Regions from separate parts of the Mus musculus genome. Here region 1 is linked to region 2. Evidence: chromatin contacts called from ENCODE Hi-C or POLR2A ChIA-PET data. All regions are on one chromosome and are shown on one strand. The core of a region is the stretch at or near the end of the contact, and the rest is flanking DNA. Distances in the headings are between cores, read along the strand shown. Region 1 holds the start of Vps26a (VPS26 retromer complex component A). Region 2 holds the start of Supv3l1 (suppressor of var1, 3-like 1 (S. cerevisiae)).

Evidence for each region. A loop is a pair of places that touch in the nucleus more often than their neighbours do. ChIA-PET counts read pairs that join two places held with the same protein, here RNA polymerase II (POLR2A).
Region 1: a map of heart shows a loop between it and region 2 (4-fold over the local background). The contact joins the promoter of Vps26a here to the promoter of Supv3l1 in region 2. A Hi-C loop is called at or near these places in 15 of 37 maps with a recorded cell type or tissue (T-helper 17 cell, adrenal gland, gastrocnemius and 3 more). POLR2A ChIA-PET finds 5 or more read pairs at or near these places in 4 of 5 experiments (Patski and embryonic stem cell).

What each region holds. Positions count from the first base shown.
Region 1 is chr10:62,483,346-62,489,790 of GRCm38, reverse strand. It overlaps Vps26a (VPS26 retromer complex component A), which reads left to right and starts at 2,986. Exons shown (of 9, transcript NM_133672.3): 1 at 2,986-3,133. The coding sequence starts at 3,131.
Region 2 is chr10:62,446,235-62,453,205 of GRCm38, reverse strand. It overlaps Supv3l1 (suppressor of var1, 3-like 1 (S. cerevisiae)), which reads left to right and starts at 3,468. Exons shown (of 15, transcript NM_181423.3): 1 at 3,468-3,791; 2 at 5,433-5,510; 3 at 6,075-6,182. The coding sequence starts at 3,521. It overlaps 4930507D05Rik (RIKEN cDNA 4930507D05 gene), which reads right to left and starts at 4,046. Exons shown (of 1, transcript NR_027926.1): 1 at 1,853-4,046.

The sequences.
Region 1 (6,445 bases), core at 1,737-4,236, 37 kb before region 2:
TAGAAGGGAATGGTCCAGGAGAAACCAAGTCAGGAGCAGCTTGAGGCAGCCACACCACGCTATTCTGTTGGTCACACAAACCGACTTTGATAGAATTCAAGGATAGATTACACAGGAGTTTGAACACTAAAAGAGAAAGCTCGAGGCTGGTGAGATGGCTCAGTGGTTAAGAGCACTGACTGCTCTTCTGAAGGTCATGAGTTCAAATCTCAGCAATCACATGGAGGCTCACAACCATCCATAACGAGATCTGATGCCCTCTTATGGAGTGTTTGAAGACAGCTACTTATGTATAATAATAAGTAAATCTTTAAAAAAAGAGAGAGAGAAAGCTCACGGAGAGCTATGCCAAACAATACACACACACACACACACACACACACACACACACACACACACACAAACTCATCATCATCATCATGAGAACTGGAACATGAGCAAACATGGTGGCTCATGATATAATTTTTGCATTCAGGGACTGAGGCAGGAGAATCAAGAGTCTAACGTCAGCCTGAGATATGTACTAAGACCATTTCTGGGACAAAAAGAAAAACAAGGACAGGTGAGATGGCTCATCAGATAAATGTGTTTGCTGACAGGCCTGAGGACCTGGGCTCAATTCCCAGAAGTGACATGTACAAATTCTGCTCTCCATGCACACCATGTAATATACACCTCCCAGAATAAAGAAACATGAAAAGGAAAAAGGAAAACAACAAGAGACAGATGGAAGACAGGAAAGAAAGTGAAAATCCATTTAGGATGCTCAATCTAGGATTTCAAGAAATTCCAGGAAGACAGCCGAGGATGTGGCTTAGTGGTAGGCTGGTTGATTGGGATCCATGAGGCTCTGGTTCAGTCCTCAGCTCCACAAAGGAAAAAAGAAACCCAGGTTAAAAAAGGTGTGTGTGTGTGTGTGTGTGTGTATGTGTGAGCCTAGAGCAAATCATCAAAGAAATTTAGGAAGACTGCAGGGTACACAGTCAATACAGGAAAGTTACACACATCACAACGAAGAACTGAAAAATGAAAAACTTAGTTTTATTTACAATAGTGTTAAAAAATACAGGCACTTAGAGATAAATTTAATAAAAATGTATAACACTGGAAATTAGAAACACTGGTGAAGAACACTAAAAAAAGGTAAAAATTAGAAAAATGCACAGTGCTCATGAATGGAAGACCCAGTATTGTTTTTATTTTACCTCCTTGAGTCTTTCTTTGGGTGCATGGAGGTTTTGCAGACCTTCTGTACAAAACCTGCATATGTGATGCTCATGGAGACCAGAAGAGGGCATCAGATCCCCCTGGTAAGGAGCCACTATTTGGATGCTGGGAATCAAATCTCATGCTTCTGAAGGGGTAGCCAGCAAGTGCTCTTGACTTAGCTCAGCCATCTCTCTAGCCCCAATCGATAGATTTTTGACAAGCATACCACACCACAGCAGTTTACAGGGGAAAGTATTTTGAGCAAATGGTGCTAGAACCAACAAACACAGTTAACCTTTCAGATCTTAGACTATGCGCAATTGTTTCTCTCTTTTGTTTCCTTGTAACAAGGTCTCACACTGTAGCCCAGGTCATTCAGGGGACTAACTGTGTAATCTCCAGGGGTCTTTTAATTCATGGCGATTCTTCTACTTCTTCTGTCTCCGGAGAGCTGGGATTACAGCTATGAACCTCTATACCTGACTTATCCTTCTTTATAGAGTGGGTGATGCTCCTTCATCCAAGCCATCTGCATCACAGGGTTTTAATCAATAGTATTTTGAGATCTAAACTCCCTTCTCTGTCCCCATACTATTTTACCCGTCTGTAAATATGACAGGTAATCTCCAATATTGGGAAGGCTGAAGGAGGACAGATGTGTTTCTTGACAGCCTGGGCTACATAGCATATTCCAGAGGAGCCTGGGACACCTAGTGAGACCCTGTCTCAACAATAAATATACACACAAACATCCATTCGTTCCAAAGCTCCCTGGCATAGCAATCTTTAAGATTTGTTTTCAGATAATATCATTTTAGGCAGATTTCTCCTGCATGCATGAAGGAAGTGCAGTGTTCCATCTGCAGCAATGCATAAAACCACCAGTGACTCCTGCAATTACAGCATTGGGAAGGCACTTTGGAGGTGCTCACTCTCCACTTGAGGCTAGCCTAGTCTACATGAGTACATGAGAACCCCTGTCTTACAAACAAAAGACTCATTTCCAGTATTTGAATTCTGTCGCGATTGGAGACCGAAGCCTCATTTTAACCTTTAAATATTTTAGACTTACAACTTGACACTCTACTCCCCAAGTTGAGTTTCGTTATGATAGGGCTGATGACACCCCTCCGCCCATAAATCTGAATGAAAGGTTCAGTTCCTAAGCCTTCGTAGTATTTCATCTATCCTCAGGTTTTCTGGGCCTCCACTACAATGACTGACTGGATCAGAGTGTTGGAGAGCTGCGTTTTGCACGCTTGCGAAACTTTTAGGAAGGGCTGTTGCCGGGGAGGGGGGGTAAGGAGGGCGGAACCGATTTGAGAGTACTGCCTCTCCGGCTTGGAAGGCTGCGTCACGAGCTATCCGTGGACTGCAAAGGATGTGCTTTAAAGATTAGCTTTTCTCCCTAACCGTCTCTTCGGAGGCCAACAATTCTCGGGGCTGAGGCGGGAAACAGATCAGGCGCAAAGGTCGGAACTGCAGCAAGCCCGCAAAGACACGCCTCCCGCACAAACCCTCGAGTCCCCCAAGTTTCCCTAGGGAAAAGGAAATGGGCGTGCCGGAGGGAGGAGTTTGACAGCGCACGGCTCGTCACGTGACAACTAGCTCTAGGGTTGCTGGACTGAGAAGACAGATCTTTGACTCCTCCCACCAGACGTCACCCACCCAGACCACGCCCTCAACCGAAAGGCGGGGCGGAGGAGCCCCGCCTCGAAACGGCCTTCCTGAAGGGCGGGGCCTCTAGCAGGGCGGGGCCTCTAGCGGGGCGGGGTGGGGGGGGGAGGGAGAAGAGGAAAAGGAGTGGTCACGTGCGGCTGATGGCCTACGGTCACGTGACGGGCGGCGGGGCGCAGGCACCCAGGCTGGGAGTTCTTCTGAGGGAAAGCCGAGTGGAGTGGGCGACCCGGCGGCGGTGACAATGGTGAGTGCGCGGCGGCCTGCCTGCGAGGTCGTCTCCCGCGGGGCCGTGGGGCGCGCGGCGGGACTCCCAACGGCGGGCGCGGCGCCGAGCCTGCAGGGAAGGGGCGCGGAGCGGTGAGGCCTGACGGCTGCCCGCTCCCGGCCAGGCCTGAGCACCTGCGGCCGGCGGCACTGTCCCGGCCATGTCGGAGCCTCTGCCCGCCTTCCTCGACCGGCTGTGGGGACCCTGGCTGGGCACCCGCAGCCCGCCCAGCCGGAGCTCGGCAGCCTCGCCTTCCAAGGTAGCCGAGGACAGTCAGTGCCCTCTCTCCCAGTTCCGGACTCTGGCGAGACCTGCTCACCTTCCTCGTCCCGAGCTCGATAGAGTCCGCTTATTTTCTTTAAGCTGGTTGTGGAGACATTCTGCGATTTCTTGATTCGGGTGGAGGCTTTTGGCACTTGTAGAATAGGAGGGGAAGGGAGGGGAGACAAGAGGGTGTCGGAGCCGAGACCCCTCATTTATATCTCCAGACGCCGATTTAAGCACTTGGTTTCACTTCCTTCCCTAAGCGATTTCTATAACTTAGCACTTTGGGATGTTGCAGTGTCTTGGGAGCCCAGGCAGGGATGAAAATCAGAGCACTTAACCACACTTAATGGAAAGCACCGTTGGGCGCGCTAGTGTTTAACTACGCGCCCGCGGTCTATAGATTAGAGCTCCTTTGGCTCGTGTTATTTAGCATATACTCCATGAGAGCCCACTGTGCGCTCCCCTTATACTACCCGCTCTTCCCAAGCTCGCCACTTTTAATAAACTGCTTGAAACTTCTCGTCTCAAGCCAGCCAGCCAGGTCTATTTTTAAAACGTTGCTTTGATTAAATAACTTTGAGTCAGAAATTATTTGCTTTCTCTAGGGTTTGGGGGGTGGGGGAGAAGTTCATTCAGGGAGCGTTTTCTTAAACAGTATTTTGGGTGAGTCCAGGGACAGATAAACAAGGCAAACTGCTTGCTTCCTTGCAGCTTACAGACTCTGGAGAGTTAAGCATTTGTTTAGATAAATTAGTTTAAGGTGGAAATTACAACTGCTGTAAATAACTAAGAAGGAATTAGTAGGCTGTTAGGGAGTCCTCCTTTCACTGTTTATAATTTGAAAAGAAAGCTTAAATTGCTCTCTTCTTGGTTACTTAGTTGAATTAGTCCTTCTAGTTAAGTTTTTTTTTTTTTTTTTTTTTTTTTGGTTTTTCGAGACAGGGTTTCTCTGTATAGCCCTGGCTGTCCTGGAGCTCACTTTGTAGACCAGGCTGGCCTCGAACTCAGAAATACGCCTGCCTCTGCCTCCCGAGTGCTGGGATTAAAGGCGTGCGCCACCACGCCCGGCCCTTCTAGTTAAGTTTAAGAGCAATTTTTTTTTTTATTTTTAAGGTATTTGTCAAACGAAATTGTAAAGCTTTAAAGCCTTTGTATGGGCACACATGTATGTATGAGAATTTGCTGTTTCATTGTGTGTGGGCTCAAGTGAATACATTGTGGAAGCTTTGGTTCCTCTGAGCTCTGTTCAGTTTTTTTCTTACTGAAATTTTTTTCCTATATATTTTGATTATGTTTTTCCTTTCCTTCAAGTTCTGTTTCTTTACATCAAGCAGACTTAATAAATTTCCTTAAATGGTGCCCACAGAGTTTGTTACATTTTTATGTATCCACGTGTAGTTTTGCTAGATGGTAATGCTAAACAATGTATGTCTTGGCACCTTGTGCTTGTTGGAGGGCCTCAAGAAAGCCTCAGCACTCCTGGTACTGTAGTTAAAGTCAGTTGTGAGCTGCTATTTGGATGCTGGGAATCTGAACCTGGGTCCTCTGGAAGAGCAGCCAGTGCTCCTAACCATTGAGCCAGCCCTGTTATTGAAAAATATTGCAGAACTGTGTTTTCTTGTGTGTTTTGGCAGCTTTAGTGGCAATTTAATTTTGTTAAAATAGTATTTGTGACTTTAAATGTTAAATTTCAAATTGGAAAAGACCTTTCGGTGTGTTACATAGAGAATATATGTAGAAAAAAGTTGCCATATATCATTTTACATGTAAAACATCTTTCATAGCTGGGCGTGGTGGCACACGCCTTTGATCCCAGCACTTGGGAGACAGAGGCCAGCGGATTTCTGAGTTCGAGGCCAGCCTGGTCTACAGAGTGAGTTCCAGGACAGCCAGGGCTATACAGAGAAACACAGTCTCAAAAAAAAACCCACAAAAACAAAAAAAATACCATTGCAGAAAGAAAATTGCTGTTGGTGACTTTGGAGCATGTTAAATGTACTAGTTTCTAGTTAGTTGTTTGAATTTGTCCCTTTTGTGGGGGCTGGAGAGATGGCTCAGCAGTAAGAGCACTGGCTGCTCTCCTTGAGAGAACCTGGATTCAGTTCCCAGCACTCACACAATGGCTCACAGAATCTGAGCTCACAGGATCTGTTGCAAAAATCTGATATCCTCTTTTGACCCCTACAGGGACCTGCTACACACATAGCAAACAAATATACACTCAGGTAAAACATTAATACAATAAAAGATACACATAAATAAAAAAAGGATTTATGCAGGCTGATGAGATGGGGGTTCAGCGGTTAAGAATATTGACTGTTCTTCCCAAGGTCCTGAATTCAATTCTCGGCACCCATGTGATCACAACCATCTATAAAGGGACCTGATGCCCTCTTCTGGCATGCAGACAGAGAACACATACATTAAAAAGAAATGCATAAATTTTAAAAAGATTTACACACACACACAAAAGAAACTATCTCCTTTGTTAATATAGGAATACTGAAAACAATTTGGTCATTGTGTCACCTGTGACCTACATAACCTTAGGAAGCTCCTTGGTTTGTTTACTGTCATTATCTGTCCTCCTTAGGACTGATCTGATGCATAATGAGTTTCAGACTTCAACTTTGCCCCAACTCAGCCTGGTTTTCTGAGGAAGGGCTTGCTTCACCAACAGTTACTGATTGCAGTTCATTTCCTTGTGTGTAGTCACTTATTTTCTATTACTAGAGTGGCGTGTGTGTACTGAAAAGTCGCACTCCACAGGTATTTGACGGCCCTGTAGACAGTACTGTAAGCAGGGTTCAGGCTCTTGTTCTCAGTGCTGAGCAAAGATAAAATGTCTGTCCTCAGAGTACACAGCTCGGAGGGAGAGCCATATACTTCCTCAGCCTGTGAGAACAAAAGGGGGAGAATCCAGCTTGCGTTAGGGTATCAGGTAAAGCCCTTACAGAGGTGAGTCAGTCAATAAGGGGTGAGTGAGTCAGGTGACTCTAGGACAAGGGGGACAGGCAAATCTGA
Region 2 (6,971 bases), core at 2,219-4,718:
ACAAAAACAGTTTTTCCTTAATGAGGGTAACACTGTAATTTTCTCTAAAACTGTGGGGAGATTTAATACTGCATCATAGGGGAGACTTGGTTGGAATAGTTGGTCCCCATTATGGAGAAAAGTTTACCTAACTCTGGGAATCAAAGGGTCAAAGGGACCAGACTGGAGAAGGCAATACTGAAAACGAGCCTCTTTGAGTTGAGCACAGGGAGGAGGAGATAGGCCCAGGAATGTACGTGCTTATATGGCTGGAGAACTCTTGTTCTAGGAAGAAAGGAGGGAGAGTAGGCTTATAGACAAAAGACAGAGGATAAAACTTACTGGAACTGTCAGTATTATCCCAGGGAAGGGATTAATACTGCTCATGTAACAGGTGAGGAGGGTAATGGGTTGCTCCCTGAAAAGCAATGTGATATACCCCAGGTTGCCTTCTGGTTGTCACTAAGTCAAAGACCAGCTCTCCTATCCTTGAGACAGACAACAAGAGAACTCTGTATACTTCTCCTCCCCTTCACCCACTCTCTGAAAGCCCTTTCTCTATCCACCCCTCAATGGTGACTCCCTGGCCTTAGTCCCTGTGGACAGTGAAATCGCCAAAGAACAGCTTTCCAATAAACCTGCCTTTACTATAATCTGGATTGATTTGGCTCATTTCACCGGCAGAGAAATAACCTATCAGAACTAAGGTGATTTATCAGATCCTGAGAGTCTTCAGAAAACGAGTTCACCAAGATGTGGTGATGCATGCCTTTAATCCTAGCACTTGGGAGGCAGAGGCAGATGGGATCTTTGTGAGTTTGAAGCCAGCCTGATCTACAAAGTGAGTTCCAGGACAGCCAGGGCTACAAAAGTGAAACCCTGTCTCAAAAAACAAAACAAAACAACAGAAAACCTAAACAAAAAGAAGAGAAAGTAAGAAAAGAAAGGTGTAGTCTCCCCTCCCCCAGCCTGAAACCTGCTTGCTCAGGGGTGGAGCTTCCCGCTCAATCGTTCTGCCACGCTCACTGCTGGAACGTGCGGCTTTGCTGTTTGGAGCCACACACGTGATCACCCTGCTACTGGACCCCGAGATTATTTGGCGGGAATTGGGCCCCCTTCCCCTGCTTTATAACTGAGTGCCGAAATAGTAAAAATTGAATCTTGAGCAGAGAGCTTTGTCTTGGTTCCTTCCTTATCTCGCGCAGCCCAGCCCCTCTTCTCTTCCAGGTTTCCAAAATGCCTTTCCAGGCTAGAACCCAGTTTGTGATCTACTGGCCAGACACAACAGAAAGGTTCTGAGGTTTTCATTTGTAAAGGTTGATGGTTGAGCATTAACAAAGATCATCGCTGTTCACCTTGGCCTCTGCTCCCCTCCCTTGCACATTCAACGCTTTATCTGCAAAGAAGGAACAACTTTGTGGAGGGACAGGCAAGAAAAGGTCTGGGGAGGGTTCTTCCCTGTAGTGAGTCTGGAAGCAGACTTGGGGTGGTCTAATGAGAAGCAGAGGGTTTAGGATGGATGCGCTGTCCTAGCTGGAGGCCTGGATGATGAACTTGAAGGTAGAATCTGAGTACTGGAATATGGGCGTGACTGCTTCATCAGGGTTCTAGTGGATGAGGTAAATGGAGCCTGGTTACAAAAACAGGTAGTGGAGTCTGAGGAGCTGAAGGCGGGTGGACTTTATCTCGGGACTAGGGGCTGACAATTTTTGTTTTTTATTTTTTACTTTTAGATTATTTTATGTGTATGAGTGTTTTGTCTTCATGTGTGCCTGCACTACAGGTGCGGGAACTTGAGGATGTGGTGAGCCTCCATGTGGGAATCAAACCTGCGTTCTTTCAACAAGTGCTCTTAACACACTGAGCCAACACTCCAGCTCAACATTTTTTTTAATTTAATTTTTAAATTTTATATACATTGGTGCTTTGACTGCATGTCTGTGTGAGGGGGTACAGAAGATACAGACAGTTGGGAGCCCAAGTCTCTACAAGAGCAGCTAGTGCTCTTAACCACGGAACCATCATCTCTCCAGCCCAAGGACAAAGTCTTAACCCAGGTGTTAGGCTCCAGCTCGCTACAGCCCCACCCCCACCGATGGTGCCGAAACCGAGTTCCAGGTAGCCACAGCCCTTCTCCTGAATGATCACCAGGCACTTGAGTCATGACCTTACATGGGGAAAAAAAAGCCAGCTCTTGTCTGACACACAACCTTTCCCCTTGCTCAGGACTCTTAAGAATCGTCCATCATGGGTCCTTGGTCCAAGAGCTGCACCAATAAACCTGACCTTGTTCGTTTGCCAAATGAACCAAACCCATGAGCCTCTCACCAAGGAGGGTTCTCAAGGAGGCCTACCCATATTATTACTGCAGACTCTGCGGATAGAATAAGTGCAGTTGAGATCGAAAGACCCTCGATCAATTTCAGAGAAGGAAGGCCATTCGAGTTCAGGGTCCGAACTTTGAGGGTTTTGACTTAGCACCAGATGGTTTTAGAGCTTTGACTCCGAAGCCATATCCCGCAACTCATTTTCTGAAATCAGAAAACTTGTCAAGAAGGGATAGAGACAGAGGATTGACCGATGGCGCGGGTTGGAATGAGGACCACCAGACACCGAACGAACGAAGTTGTTACTGGGTCCAATTTTCTAAAAACCGAACGGCTCCTGAACTCAGAAACTAGATGGTGTTGGGGACCTCTCGGCAGAGGACTGAGGGAACGTCGCCACACATGGCTTCCCTCCTAGTGTTTGGCCGGCCAAGAACTGAATGGTCACGCCCAGACGGAACGAACAGAGGCACCTCTTTCCTTACAACTCGGGTGGGACCGAGTGCTGTAGTAGATAGGAGTAAGATCAAACTTTAACCAGGTACACAGAGCATACTTTGTGGTTATAACTTTCGAGATGCGAGGAGTACAAACTGCTCACGTTAACTGAATTCTGCAGCTCATGGTGGAGCACATGCCTAGCTTGCTCATGGCCCCTACATGGAGCCCTAGCACCAAGGAGAGAAGCACGTGTATTGACACACGTGTCACGTAAGCGCCAGTTATCGTACAACCGGATTTCTCTGCAACCCGTCTTGATCTGTAGCAGATCAAGCTACGTCCTCTAACGTTATCCTATCAGGAAACTACGGATATTAATGCACCAATCTTCTTGGAAATGCACTTTAGCGTTTGAAGCCACATGATGCAGGATAGACAGTTTGGTCACATGACGACGCTTGTACGGTTCCCTTCCGCGCATCTGTAACATCCCTTAAGATGCCTGATTACTTTCCCTTCTTTCGAGAAAGACGCTGCCAATTGCCGCAGAAAGAGTGAGAGGATGGGAGCTCGTTTCTGCCACTGTAACGTACAGAGGTCGTGCTCCCACGAAGAGGCGCGCTCCCAACCCTTCCATCTCCTTTTCCTTCAGGCGCACGCGGGGGCAGCCCTGTGTCTCTCTGGGTCCTTTCGCTCCGCGGGCGCCGGAGCTACGTCACCGAGCGGCGCCAGTGGTCCGGATTTTCCCCGGCTCCATTCGAGCCGCGGCCTCAATGTCCTTGCCTCGGTGTACCTTGCTGTGGGCTCGGCTCCCGGCGGGGCGCGGGGCTGGGCCCCGGGCGGCCCCTTGCTCCGCCCTTCGCGCTCTCGTGGGGTCGTTCCCGGGGGCTTCAGGACGCGTTCCCTGCTTGGCCGCCTCCTCCTCTGCCTCTGGTGGCTCCAAAGCCCCGAACACGTCCTTGTTCGTGCCGCTGACGGTGAAGCCTCAGGGTCCCAGCGCCGATGGCGACGTGGGCGCGGAGCTCACTCGGCCTCTAGACAAGAGTGAGTGCTGGAGCCTCCCGGCAGAGCGGCAGGGTCTGCAGCCTGGGCCTACATAGTGCAATGTCTGTTCCTTTTTGGAGCCCTTAGCACCCGAGCCTAAGTCATATTTAGTCTCTTCTGTAGTTGACATTGACCGTTCTCTTCGGTCGAGGAGGTTAAGAGTTTTGTCCCTAAGTGGTGCGCCGCTTGTGCTCCTAGAGTCCTCATGGAGGGATTAAACAGTGAGGACTTGCCATTGACCTGATGTGGATGTCTAACGATGTTAAAATTCCATCTGGTTGCCAAGACAACGGGTCTCAGATCCGGATTTCTCAATAAATTTACTCTCCCACGAGACAGACCTGAATTTAAATACAAGATAAAAGTTGATAAAACTGTCTTTGCCAAAAAGTAGTATCGTCCCAGGTTCCAGAGATGAATAAAAAAAAAACCTTTAGCATCACTGGGTTGAAGTGAGTTTTGTCCTACCTGCATTTGGGTGAGCTTGACAATGGGAGGGTGAAAGGTTTCTTTTCACCAAATGACATTCTTAGAGACTGAAAGAAAACCACATTTCTTTTAGGCACAAGCTGTCTTCCTGGCTCTTCAACAAGCAATATTGATGCTTCCTATTGTGACTTTAAAATATAGGCTTCATGTTGGGAGTCAGAGGCAGAGGATGGCAAGTTCAATACCAGCCTGGGCTACAGAATGAGTTCAAAACAGGCTTGGAAAACTTAAGAGAGGTCCTATTTCAAAATAAAAAAATTAAACAAGGTTTCTCTGTGTGGCTTTGGCTGTCCTGGAATGTGCTCTGTAGACCAGGCTGGCCTCAGACTCACAGAGATAGGCCTGTGTCTGCCTGCCGAGTCCCTGGATCAAAGGCCTGGGCTACCTGCACCTCCAGGCAGCAGAGTGTTCTTTTTTAATGTGCTTGAAGATATAACCCTGGGATATATGCCTTGCCAAGCACGCAGTGCCGTGGGGTCATTTCCCAGTACTGTGAAATCAACTAACAAGGTAGTACTCCTCCTCTTCCCCTTCCTTTCCCTCTACTTTTTCCCTCCTCAAGATAAGCTCGAGCTGTTCTCAGACTGGGGATTGTCATTAATTACTGCACAGGCTACCGTTGCTAACACTGCTCTTAGTAGTGAATTACATCTGCCTCTCATAGCAGGACTTGCCTTTTCTTGGTTACTCAAGAAGAGCTTTGGGCACAAGGGGAGGTTTGATGGTGACTCTGTGGGGGTGGGGGGAGGGGGACTGGCTCTCTCCTTGTGTGTCTGTGGTCTGTCAGGGATGGTGCATTGCTGTACTCTTGTCATTTTTCTTACTCCATTGCACAGTAGCCCAAAGCTTCACACTCTCAAAGCATTCCTGAGGCCCCGGCCTTTAGTATTATGACTTCAAATTCCTTTTGTTGTAGATTTGTCTAAATTGGTAAACAATTGTTAAAAAAAAATCTTTTATAGGGTCTGGAGAGATGGCTTACAAGAGCACTCACTACTCTTCAGGTCCTGAATTCAATTCCCAGCAACCACATGGTGGCTCACAACCATCTGTAATGGGGTCTGGTGTATCTAAAGAGACCAATGGTGGTGTACTCATGCATAAAATAAATAAATAAATAAATCTTTAAAAAAACTTATATTTCTTTTTTAGATGAAGTAAAGAAGATCTTAGACAAGTTTTATAAGAGGCAAGAAATTCAAAAGCTGAGTGCTGACTATGGACTTGATGGTAAGGCTGACAATTTTTTGAGAGTTATTTTGAACAGTTTTTATCAATTTATGTGTGTGAGTATTTTTCCTACATGTATGTCCATAGCTACTTTTGTGCAGTGCCCATGACAGAGAGTATTAGATGCTCTGGAATTGGAGTTAGAGATGCCTGTGAGCCACCATTCGGATGCTGAGAATCAAGCTTGGTTTCCATGGAAGAGCAGCCACTGTTCTTAACCACAGAGTTCTCTCTGCATCTCTGCCAGTAACATCTTCATAGAACTGTCACATTTTGCATTGTACTTTGTTATGTGTATTATAGTCTGAAGAAAAGTCCCTCTCCTTGTCTTCTGGGGGACTCACAAGCCCAGCTTGCCAGCCAGACTCCACAGTACAGGAGTGCGTGTTCAGCCTGCCTTAGTGTCTGTCCTGTGTAGTTTCAGTTTTAGCTCAGCTTGTGAAAAGCCAGCTGTGCTACCAAAACGCTGATAGGGGCTGGGGTTTGCTGTGGCATTTGTATACTTGACAGTGAGAGCTAAGTAAAGACTAAGCCTTGTATGCTTTGGTTTTATGTTTTCCACAGCTCGTCTCTTCCACCAGGCTTTCATAAGCTTCAGGAATTACATTATGCAATCCCATTCTCTGGACGTGGACATTCACATTGTCCTGAATGATATCTGCTTCAGTGCAGGCAAGTGCTTAGAGAGCTTTTAAAAACATTTATTTTGTGTGTGTGAGAGCCGGAGGGAGGATGATAGAGTTGAGGGGAGGAGAAGGAAGAAGAGGTGGAGGAGAAGAGAAGAGGAGTATGCGTGTATGCCGTGACACTCATTTGGAGGTCAGAGGACAACTTTAGGGCGTCTGTTCTCCTTCCAGTTGTAGGTTTCAGGGACTGTATGACACTCCCTTCCCTTGCTGAGCCATGTCATTGGCCTGCTGAGAGGATTTTTTTTTAATTATTTTTATTTTATGTGTATGGGTGTTCTGTTTGCACTACATGCATGAAATGCCTGCAGAGGCCAGAGGAAGGAGTCAGACCCCCTGGAACCTGAGTTACGGATGGTCGTAAGTTGCCTTGTGGGTGCTGGGAACCAAACCTGGGTTCTCTGGAAAAGCAACCTTGAACACTGGACCATCTCTCCAGCCCACTGTGAAGATTTTTTAAAGAAATGATTGTGTGTGTGTGTGTTTTATGTGTGCCTGTGTGTTCCTTTGGGTGCACATGCAGAAATAAGAGGAAGACAGCAGGGTCCTGCTCCACCACTGACTCTCACTAACCCTGGAGTTGGTCTGGTGGCCAGCAAGCCTCCAAAATCCTCCTGTCTCCCTGCCCCTTCCCCTTCCAAAGCTGGGGTTAAAGATGTGCTTGGCAGCCTCACCCAGCTTTTTAGGTGTGTGCTGGGATTGAACTCAGGTCCTCATGCTTGCACGGGGAACATTCATGTTCTCTGAGCCACCTCTCAAGCCCTGAGAATTTTAG